Regions from separate parts of the Homo sapiens genome. Here region 1 is linked to region 2. Evidence: chromatin contacts called from ENCODE Hi-C or POLR2A ChIA-PET data. All regions are on one chromosome and are shown on one strand. The core of a region is the stretch at or near the end of the contact, and the rest is flanking DNA. Distances in the headings are between cores, read along the strand shown.

Region 1 (5,361 bases), core at 2,862-5,361, 560 kb after region 2:
AAATTAGGGTCCGGAGGCCACGAACCATCTGGGGTTGGCAGTTTCATCTGGTTCAACGAATGCCATCATTCTCAGTGGCAGAAAGGGACTGGCAGAAAGGGCGCATTTCTGGGGCTTCCAAGCTCCCCCATGATGTGTGGCTCACTCTGTGAGGACAGCCTCAGGCCCACTGCCTGGGGCTGCAGAGGGGGGCATCTCCCATCTACCCATGCCTGAGAATGCAGGACAAGAGGACCAAATGCCCCTCTTGACTCGCCCAGGAGGAAGCCCCTGGGGGCACTGCACTTGTCAATTCAGTGGGTGAAATGCAGAAAGAAGGGAGTGTCTGCTGTCTGCCATCTGTAAATTGGATCCTTATAATAGCCCCTGAGCTAGCTGAGCTCATGCAAGGAACATTTACTGAGCCCTTACTAGGTGCCAGGATTGGGGATGTGGTGACAGAGATGGACATGATCCTTATCCTTATGGGATCTGCCGTCATTCTTTTTTTTTTTTTTTTTTTTTTTTTTGGGAGACGGAGTTTCCCTCTTGTTGCCCAGGCTGGAGTGCAATGGCGCAATCTCGGCTCACTGCAACCTCCGCCTCCTGGGTTCAAGCGATTCTCCTGCCTCGGCCTCCCAAGTAGCTGGGATGACAGGCATGTGCCACCACGCCCAGCTAATTTTGTACTTTCAGTAGAGACGGGATTTCTCCATGTTGGTCAGGCTGGTCTCGAAATCCTGACCTCAGGTGATCCGCCAGCCTCGGCCTCCCAAAGTGCTGGGATTACAGGCGTGAGCCACCGCATCTGGCCGATCTGTGGTCATTCTATGGACAAGAAAACTGAAACTGATGAGACTTGTGTCACAACTGATAGGCTGAGACCTTGGCAAGAAAATGACAGGATGTCAGAGCTGGCCAGGTCATTGAGCCCAACCTCATTTTACACGTGCGGGAACTAAGGCCCAGAGAGGCAAAGTAACTTGCCAGGGGTCACCCAGCAGGTAAACCAGGCCAGGACTCAGACGCAGAGACAGTACTGGTTATGGGTAGTGGTGGTCAGAGGGGTCAGTCCTTGTTCCTTCAGTTCACATTTAGGGCTGTCATGTGTGGTGGTGCAATGTGGACACAGTGCAAAGGCATTCGACTGGGTGTGAGTGCAGTGTGCCGGCCCAGCTGTGTGCCCTAGAACATCTTCCACCCATGGCCGCTGCCCTCTTCCACTGCCTGCCACTGCGTGATCAGCCTGGCATTCTGCAGATCCCGAGCCACACATCCAGTTTCCAAGGGGTCCCCCACACCCCTTGTCCTGACCACTGCTAGGGGTATAAGCAGCAGAAGCCTGTCATCTGTTGGGGAGCGGGTCCCTGACTCCCCTTTCCCACCCTCTGCCGCCTCCTCGTGCTTCCCTAGTGTCCACCAAAGGAGACAGGGCTGGGAGCGCTGCCCGGGGCCCAGGTCCTCCCTAATGACAGCATGCACGAAAGCCCGCTTCTCACATCTGATTCCAGGAGAAAGAGCGGCGTGTCCAGCAAGATAAGTTTATCCACCATCTCGGGGAAGGTACAGAAAAACTGTGAGGATGCCAAAAGGGGAGAATGAATAGGGGGAAGAAGGAAAGGACACTCCCGCCTTTCCCTGGGGACCCTGGAGTTCCCCGAAACATCTTTTAGGCTGGGGGGAGGGTGCTGACCAAGAGGCCAGAGGAGAATCTTCTATCTATGGTGTGCCTTCCCCCACCACCCCTAAGTCTGCACCCAGCACTGAGCTCCAGACCTTGGTGATGGCTGGACTCCAGGGTGCGGTGGGACCGGGTATGGGGGCGTGGAAACATGAACTCTACCAGGAGTCTCCACCGTTTACACCAACTTCCTGGTATAAGGACTGTCACTGTGACAGGAGGAGGCACTTTCTGTCCCAGGTACCTTCTCCTTCCTCCTTTGTGCTCCCCTCCCCACTCCACCCAAGGGAGCCCCAGTTGGCCAGACAAAGCCATCTACTCACCATTCCGCCCACGACGCCACCTGGGGGACAAAAGAGCTGTGGGTGACATTCCCTCACTCCCTCCCCAGCTGCATACCCTAAAGCTTCTTCCCACCAGTTGGGGGGGGGGGGCACCATATGGGTGGCTGGGGGCTCAGCATCTGGGCCATGATGTCCCCTTCATCAGACCTGACCACTCAAAAGACCACATTTCCCTCATCCCTGTGTCCCTTGCGGCAGTTGCCTGAGGTCAGAGGGTACAGTGGTCAACCTCTGACTGACCCTCTCATCTCTCTTTGCAGATCTCATAAGTGCAGGGGAAAGGGGTGGGGCAGCAGCTCCTATCCTTCCCTCCCAGCCCTACTCCGGGCCCGGTCAGCTCCTGGCCACTGTACTCACCGAAGCTGTGGCCCAGAATGGAGAATCGATTCCATTTCAAGGCTGGAAATGCAAGGAGCCAGAAGGTCCGGCTGGGCACAGGCTCAGCCCACGATCTTGCTTCTAGTCCCCAGGCTCAGGAAATCCCTTCCCAGCATCTGGGGTGTCCACCCAGGACACTAGCTTGGGGGACCCACTGGAGGAAGCGAACTCTTCAACTTTCCCAAGATCTCCCGTGAATTGCTGGCAGACCTGGGGCCAGAGCCCAGGCCCCACTCTCAGGCCAGCGCTGCTTCCTGGATCCTACCCCGCCTCCAGTGATAAGAGGGGGTGCCCTAGAGCACCCCCCACACCGCCGAAAATACACACTCTGTTTCTTACCTGCCACAACTCTTCGGATCTCACTCACAAAAGTCTGGAGGTAATATGGGACACCTGGGCTGTAATGGGACGAGAGCCCATGACCTCCGAAATCCATGGCAACGTAATAAAAGTCTGAAACAGAGAGAAGCGGGTTGGAGGGTAGGAAGAGGTGTCTATGCCAGCTGTCTCCCCGCCCTCCTCATTCCCCTGCAGACCTCCCCCCTCACCTTCCTGCCCACTTTCCCCCTGGCCTTCCCTTCAGCCCCAGCCTCACACCTTGCGGGAGAAGAGGGATGAGTCTGTCGAAGGAGCTGGCATTGTCCAGCCAGCCGTGCAGGCAGAGAACTGGAGGGCCCTGCAGGGAGCCCCAGGCTTTGGCTGCGATGTGGCCCCAGGGCACAGCCAGCTTCAGCTCTGAGATCAGACCTGAAAGACACAGCCGGGTCTTTCATTCCTTCATTCATTCACCCATGAAGCTGGTGCTCCCTGAGCCCCTTATCTCTGCCTGATGTGCTTGAGCCAGGGGCTCATGTCCAGAGGGACTCAGACCCTTAGCTGCCCCAGAAGGTTATGGGGAGAGAGTCAGACATGGGAGTGGAGACTCCCAGAGGAGGGACAGAGAAGTTAAGCCGGAAAAAGCTGTGACAGGCCTCAGAGCATGCACCCCATTTAAACTGGGGCAGAACCTTCTAGAATGTGCTGGGGCGGGGGCGCTGGTCAGGCCTGGACCCCATCACTTGCTGGCTGGGTAACCTTGGAGAAGTTACTAAAACGTCTTGAGCCTGTTTCCTTTCCTGTAAAACCGGAGTAAAGAAACAGCCCGTTTCCTAAGCCTTTCCCAAAGGCCAGAGGGGTGCCAAACCCTCATACACGCAGCAGGTGGGACCACTGTCACTCTCCCTCCACAGAGCAGGAAACTGAGGCACTGGGAGCTGCAGTACATGCCCAAGGTCACACTGGGCGACAAGGGCGGAGTGGAAATTTAGGGCAGGCGGTGGGACTCCAGGAACCCCCACCGCCCCCACATCTGGCAGCCTCCTCCGTCTCTGCAAGGCTGGAGACTTGCGCACCCCCGACACCCACGCGCACGCTCGGCTAACTCAGGGGCTCCTGGAACCCTGGGAGGCCACGTGCGGCCGTGTCCCGGGTCCCCCAACTCCTGGCCGGTCGCGCTCTCATGCCCCGGGACTGCCGAGGAAGGAGCTGCGACACCCAGGAGGGCGACGCGGTCGGCGAACCCTCCACTCCATCCCGCCCTCTTCTACTGTCCCAACCAGGTGGGTGGGCAGTGGGACGCTCGCACAAGGCCTCCCCGTCAGACCTGGTGCGGCGTTCTCACTCATCGCTCTCGTCCCGCGAATGCGCTGCTGTCACTCCCTCACGCCTGGCTAGGTCGCAGGAGCAGAGTGACGCCCGCAATTCCGGGCCCTATCTCCAAGCTGTCCTGCCCCGCCCTACCCCAGGCAGGCCCCGCAACTCCAGCAGTCCCCGCCCCCACTCAGAAGGCCCCGCCTTCCCACCGCCCTGCCCGAGCCCCGGCGGGCCCTGCTCCCACAGCCGCGGGCTCCACCCCAGGAAGGTCCACCCCCACCGCCAGGCCGCGCCCCCACCCGCCAGGCCCGGCCTTCCCGCCACACTGTCCGCGCCCACCGGCTTGGAACCCAGCAGGGCGCCAACCCCCGGGCAGTCCTGATGGCCGCCCCCACGTCCGCGCGGGACCAGACCCGGGGAGCAACCACAGCGAGTTGGGCCTCTGAATGCTCGCTGGCCCGCGCCGCAGGGCTGAAGGCTACCCTTTGTTTAGTGGCTTACTAGCCCCCTTGACGGACAGCCTGCGTCCACCGTGTCCCCACCGTGTCCTGGGATTCTCAGCAGAGCCTGGCACAAGCCAGTCTTAATAATTGTTGTACAGGCCGGGCGCGGTGGCTCACGCCTGTAATCCCAGCATTTTGGGAGGCCAAGGTGGGCGGATCACAAGGTCAGGAGATCGAGACCATCCTGGTTAACATGGTGAAACCCCGTCTCTACTAAAAATACGAAAAATTAGCCGGGCGAGGTGGTGGGCGCCTGTAGTCCCAGCTACTCTGGAGGCTGAGGCCGGAGAATGGCGTGAACCCGGGGGAGCGGAGCCAGCAGTGAGCCGAGATCGCACCACTGCACTCCAGCCTGGGCGACAGCGAGAGTCCGTCTCAAAAAAAAAAAAATTGTACAGGTGAACAAATGAATGTATAAATTGGGGACGTGGAGGAACCCTCCAGGTGAGGGATTATAAACAATATCTGCCTGGAAAGGATCGAAAACCCCAAGTTATGAAGAGGATGTTTGGGGTGAGCAGATTCATGCACTAAATCCTACAATGAAAGAGGGAAAGTGCACCCTTTGAGTCTGAAACAGTGGCAAGTCTAGGACAAATAAGAACAAGTACTGGTAGTGAATTCTCTTTTTTTTTTTTTTTTTTTTTTTTGAAACAGAGTCTCGCTTTGTAGCCCAGGCTGGAGTGCCGTAGCGCGATCTCGGCTCACTTAAACCTCCGCCTCCCGGATTCACGCCATTCTCCTGCCTCAGCCTCCCGAGTAGCTGGGACTACGGGCACCCACCACCACACCCGGCTAATTTTTCTTGTATTTTTTTTAGTAGAGACGGAGTTTCACCGTGTTA
Region 2 (5,188 bases), core at 2,308-4,807:
CAAGAATACTTGATCTTAAATATCCAAAATGACAGGGACCCTCACTCAAATAAACAAGTGAGCTTTTCTCTCTTTGCTGCATGGCTTTTCAGTTTGGCTAACTGGGTGCCAAGTTCTGTCCCACCCCCAGAAAAACAGGTTTACCATGCAGTGCCTGGCGAGGCCCAGTGGTGTTTTGTATTGTCACATCCTAATATTGACACTAGGAAAATCAGCTGCCCTGTGTGCCCGCCCCTCTCCTGCCTGCCTCGGGGCCAACAAGGAACTTAGGGGCCACGGACTGATTTGCTCACATTCTATGTTTCTCCCAGGGCCCAGCCCCAACCAACCAGTGGCAGGACAAAGGGAGGCTAGGAAGTGGCCACATGTGTCCAGTTCAGACACACTGCTGGCTTCCTGGTGACCACCAACAGTAAGACTGGTGCGGAGACTTCCTCCATACGGCTCAAACTGTTCTGAGCACAGACGGTAGTCAAAATCTCATGGGATCCGCTAAGTCTGCAGCAGGGGAAGCAAAAAGCCATTAATTGTCTACACATTTAATAGGTTCACTAAAAACAGGATGCTTTCCAGGGAGAGGGGAAAATACCACCAGCAGTGGTGTCAGCTTCAAGACTCACTGGCCAATCAAGCCCTTCCTCAATTACATCCTTCCGTTGAGACGGGATCAGAAATGGGGGAAAAAAAAAGTACACGGTTATGAGTAGTCTCTGGTTTATCTGCAGCTCTGTGACACAAGACGTAATTTTTTTTTTTTTGAGATGGAGTCTCACGTTAGCCCAGGCTGAGTGCAGTGGCACCATCTCTGCTCACTGCAATCTCCGCCTCCTGGGTTCAAGCAATTCTCCCGCCTTAGCCTCCCAAAGTGCTGGGATTACAGGCAAGTCAAATGTGTAAGAATCTTGAGCCGGGTGAGGTGGCTCACGCCTGTATTCCCAGCCATTGCACTCCAGCCTGGGCAACAAGAGCGAAACTCCGTCTCAAAAAAACAAACAAACTTACAATAACTAACATGTATGCAGCCTCTCTATCCAGCCATAGAGTACCCAAGCTGTAACAGACACTGGGGATCTACCATTTGATGCTTTTTTAAATTTTCTTTTGACAGAGAGTCTCCCTATGTGGCCCAGGCTGGAGTGCCATGGTGTGATCTCCGCTCAGTGCAACCTCTGCCTCCCAGATTCAAGCAGTTCTCCTGCCTCAGCCTCCCAAGTAGCTGGGATTACAGACACACGCCACCACGACCGGCTAATTTTTGCATTTTTAAAAGAGACTGGTTTTGCCATGTTGGCCAGGCTCGTCTCACAACTCCTGACCTCAGGTGATCCATCTCCCTCGGCCTCCCAAAGTGCTAGGATTACAAATGTGAGCCACCATGCCCAGCCTAATGCTCCTTTTTTTGAGACAGGGTCTCACTCTGTCTCCCAGGCTAGAGTGCAGTGGCATGATCAGGGTTCACTGCAGCCTCAACCCCTCCAAGCTCAGGTAGGCCTCTGAACTCAGCCTCCTGCGTAGCTAGGACCAGAGGCACATGCCACCATGCCCGGTTAATTTTTTGTATTTTTGGTAGAGACAGGGTTTTACCATGTTACCCAGTCTGGTCTAGCCCAGTCTAGTCTCCTGAGCTCAAGCAATCCTCCTGCCTCAGCCTCCCAAAGTGCTAGGATTACAGGCACGAGTCAAATGTGTGAGAATCTTAGTCTTAACATCCTTAAGACAATTAAAAAAAAAAAAAGGGCCAGGCATAGGGGCTCACGTCTGTAATCCCAGCACCTTGGGAGGCTGAGGCAGGAGTATTTAAACACTCAAGCCGGGCGGGGTGGGTCACACCTGTAATCCCAGCACTTTGGGAGGCTGAGGCGGGTGGATCGCCTGAGGTCAGGAGTTCGAGACTAGCTTGGCCAACATGGTGAAACCCCATCTCTACTAAAAATACAAAAAATTAGCTGGGCCTCGTGGTAGGCGCCTGTAATCCCAGCTACTAGGAGGCTGAGGCAGGAGAACCGTTTGAACCCAGGAGGCCGAGGTTGCAGTTAGCCGAGACGGCGCCATTGCACTCCAGCCTGGGCAACAAGAGCGAAGCTCTGTTTCAAAAAAAAACAAAAAGAAACAAAAAACACCCAAACTGTGCCATTCCTGAGAACTTATTCCAAAGGCGTGCCCAAATTAAGTAGAAATCGGGGTGAGTCTTAACTCCAGGGAGGCTACTAACTTGAGAGGGGCTTTCACCTGGCCAGAAACCTCAGGGATACATTTTGCAGAGTGAACAGAACAAACTGAGGTTCAGAGAGATGGAGTGGCCCTTCCGAGGCCACAGGGCTGGAGAGTGGAAAGAGGTTTTGGCTTGGGTTCCATAAAGGGCCCTTGGCTTCTAGCTAGACAACCCTGGCATTTCTGTGCCTCCTGGGACTGAAATCTCTGTTTCTCCACCTGGAAGATGAGGCCTCCTGCTCCCAGGGGCAGACAGATGTTAAGAACTTCCCGGCGCTAGTGCCCACCAGACTGCGCTCCTCCTAATGCGGGGACATGAGGCTGACACCAATGCTCCCTGGGAAGCTCGGGCTCCCAGACCACAGTAAACACTGCGTTAAAACAGCAACAAAAATGTTACAATAGTAAGAGCTACAACAGTAACATCAACAACCACGTCCTACCCCACGAGTGGCTCATTCTAGCAAAATTGACAATGAAGGGCTTGAAAGCGATCGCATTTAGGAGGCCAGAGCCCAGACGACGACCAGCTCCGAACCCCACAAGCCTTGTCGTGACCGCGCCCCGCAGGCGGGGGGCCCCCTCGCGGGTCACCCGCAGGGGCGCACCTCCAATTTACCAAACAAGGTCGCATGCCCCAGCCGGGCTCTAGTCCCCGCCCAGTCTGGGGCGCACCTGTGCAGGGCGCGTGGGCAAGCGAGGGCGGGCGGCTGCGCGCCGCTCCGTGTGCACGTTCCTGTTCCGGACTTTCTGGGCGTCCCGTTACGAAGCCTTTCCTCGGCCCTTCCTCAGGTGCGCAGCGCCTCCGGGAGCCGGTCCCGGCGGCACCGGGCACGACGCCATCTTCCCTCTTTTAAGGGCACCGGGGCTGTGCGGCCGCGGCCGTGGGCTGGCGTTGCCGCGCTACGGTCTGGCCGGGTCCGCACGACCCCAGAGTTCGGAGCCGGGTGCCCGGAAGCCGCACTGGAGGACTGTGCGGCGGCGATGGGGCGTCCAGCCGTCGCGGCGAGACGCAGAGGGACCACCCCATTGCACAGGCGCGGAGACTGAGGCCCGCAGGGGCCGCGCCTGGCACGATCGCCCGTCGGGGACCTGGAGCCCCGGACAGAGAGGGTACGTTTCGGAGCCGGAGTCCCGAGACGTCGCCCCGCCAGCGACTTGCTGGAGCGGTAAAACCTGGGCACGGCTCCCCACACTTCCAGCCGCTCGGCACCCGGGCCGCGGCCTGGGCGCTAACCGCCGGGCTCGAGCTGGGCGGAGCAGCGGGCGGCAGCAGGGTCGGGGGCACTCACCTGGCGGCGGCGATGCTGGCAGCGTCTGTAAGCCACCCGGGAGGCTTCGTGTCTGCGGCCCGGCTGCCGGCGCGGGACCTAATAGGCCCGGGCGCCCCGCCCCTCCCGCCCCGCCCGGGTCCCGCCCCTCCCCGGGAGCGGCCTCTCGCACCCCGAGCGCGGAATCCCGGACTGGGGTCTGAATGGCATTGGCAACAGAACCGCTACAAGTGCAGCCCGTTGGCTTGTTTACAGCCTCTCTGCCCCCTGCTGTTCTGCAAGCTTGTTTTGTCCCGTGCGTCGCTGTTTCCCCTGCGCCCAGCACGGGCGTGCACTCAGGGGTTTCCATCAATATCGGGGGGATCGATCCATTGACAGAATCTGGCCCTTTACACGGATGGCCTCCGTTCGAGCTCAAAGTACTCCTCGGTGCTTTTTTTCACGATCATTTTACCCACGTGGAAACCGAGGCTCCAAGAGGACGAAATGACTTAAATGACAGCGTGAAGCCAGCGTTCAAAGACGTGTGCTCCTTAGGCTGGCAGCTTTGGGATTTAGGTGTTTTAAAGCCTATTTCACAAATATGAAAACCGAGGTTCACATTTGGTTAGCAGCAGCATCCAGTGATCCATACCCGAAGCCAGGGGGCTGCCCCTCCACTGCCGCCCGTCCGCAGCCTTCCAGCTGCATGACACACCCACTGCCTTCCCCCTCCCGTCGGGGCTCCGGGTCCGCGAGAGGCGGGCGGGACTGGGAGGGATTGGGGGCAGGGGGCTCACGTGCAGACCTGGTGAGACGGACCCCACAGCGCCTGGCGGGGCGAACAGAGAAATCAGAAAGCTTCCAGGCGGGGTGGGCGGGTGGGCAGCCTGCTACGCGGGGATGGGTAGGACCTAACTCCAGCCCTGGGGTATATTGGGGGTGGGAGAAGGCAGAGCGCTCCTGGAATAACAAAGTAACAATTGTCCTGGGCACGGCAAAGCTTGTTTACTTCTGTCTTGATCCCCTCAGAGATTAGGGGAGGGGCAGGGACAGGGGTTCCCCTCCCCCAGCTCTGTCGTTTGCTACCTGTTGGGTACCCTCACTCTGTTCTTCCCACCTCTAGGGTAATTACTTCCCCTTCAATGTTCTCATCTGTGAAATGGACAACAGCACCTACCAAGAGCTGGGCTGTTGGGAGGAACAGAGGAGGTAAAGTGTGATAAAGTCTTCAGAGCCCCTCCCGCCTTCCGGGCTCTGGACCTTCTTTGCTTTTGTGGGGTTTTTTTGTTTGTTTTTGTTTTTGTTTTTTTGAGACAGAGTCTAGCCCTGTTGCCCAGGCTGGAGTGCAGTGGCACAATCTTGGCTCACTGCAACGTCTGTCTCCCAGGTTGAAGCAATCCTCCCGCCTCAGCCCCCCTAGTAGCTGGATTACAGGCGTGTGCCACCATGCCCGGCTAGTTTTTGTATTTTTAGTAGAGACGGGGTTTTGCCATATTGGCCAGGCTGGTCTTGAACTCCTGACACCAGGTGATCCACCGGCCTCGGGCTCCCAAAGTGCTGGGATTACAGGCGTGAGCCACCACTCCCGGCCCTGTAGTCTTTTCTTCTAGGGCCTCCAAACTACATCAACCCCTACAAAGCAGCTCGCCCTGACTGTGGCTAACAGCCACAGAGTGCCTTACAGTCAGGAGCAGGGAACCCTTCATAATGGGGGCTTCCCTCTG

Evidence for each region. Hi-C counts contacts between places; a loop is a spot of excess contacts on that map. ChIA-PET counts read pairs that join two places held with the same protein, here RNA polymerase II (POLR2A). Pooled maps may share reads with other maps.
Region 1: a loop to region 2 is called in a pooled map, with 2.1 times the contacts of the local background. The contact joins the promoter of SERHL2 here to the promoter of BIK in region 2. A Hi-C loop is called at or near these places in 1 of 168 maps with a recorded cell type or tissue (Ramos) and 1 of 50 pooled maps. POLR2A ChIA-PET finds 5 or more read pairs at or near these places in 1 of 52 experiments (HEK293).

What each region holds. Positions count from the first base shown.
Region 1 is chr22:42,552,706-42,558,066 of GRCh38, reverse strand. SERHL2 (serine hydrolase like 2) reads right to left here and starts at 4,111. Exons shown (of 12, transcript NM_014509.5): 1 at 4,025-4,111; 2 at 2,980-3,129; 3 at 2,722-2,835; 4 at 2,362-2,403; 5 at 1,984-2,003; 6 at 1,479-1,553. The coding sequence starts at 4,046. RefSeq lists a silencer at 4,169-4,568.
Region 2 is chr22:43,109,119-43,114,306 of GRCh38, reverse strand. It overlaps BIK (BCL2 interacting killer), which reads right to left and starts at 3,557. Exons shown (of 5, transcript NM_001197.5): 1 at 3,504-3,557. RefSeq lists silencers at 2,688-2,907, 3,438-3,607 and an enhancer at 2,932-3,490.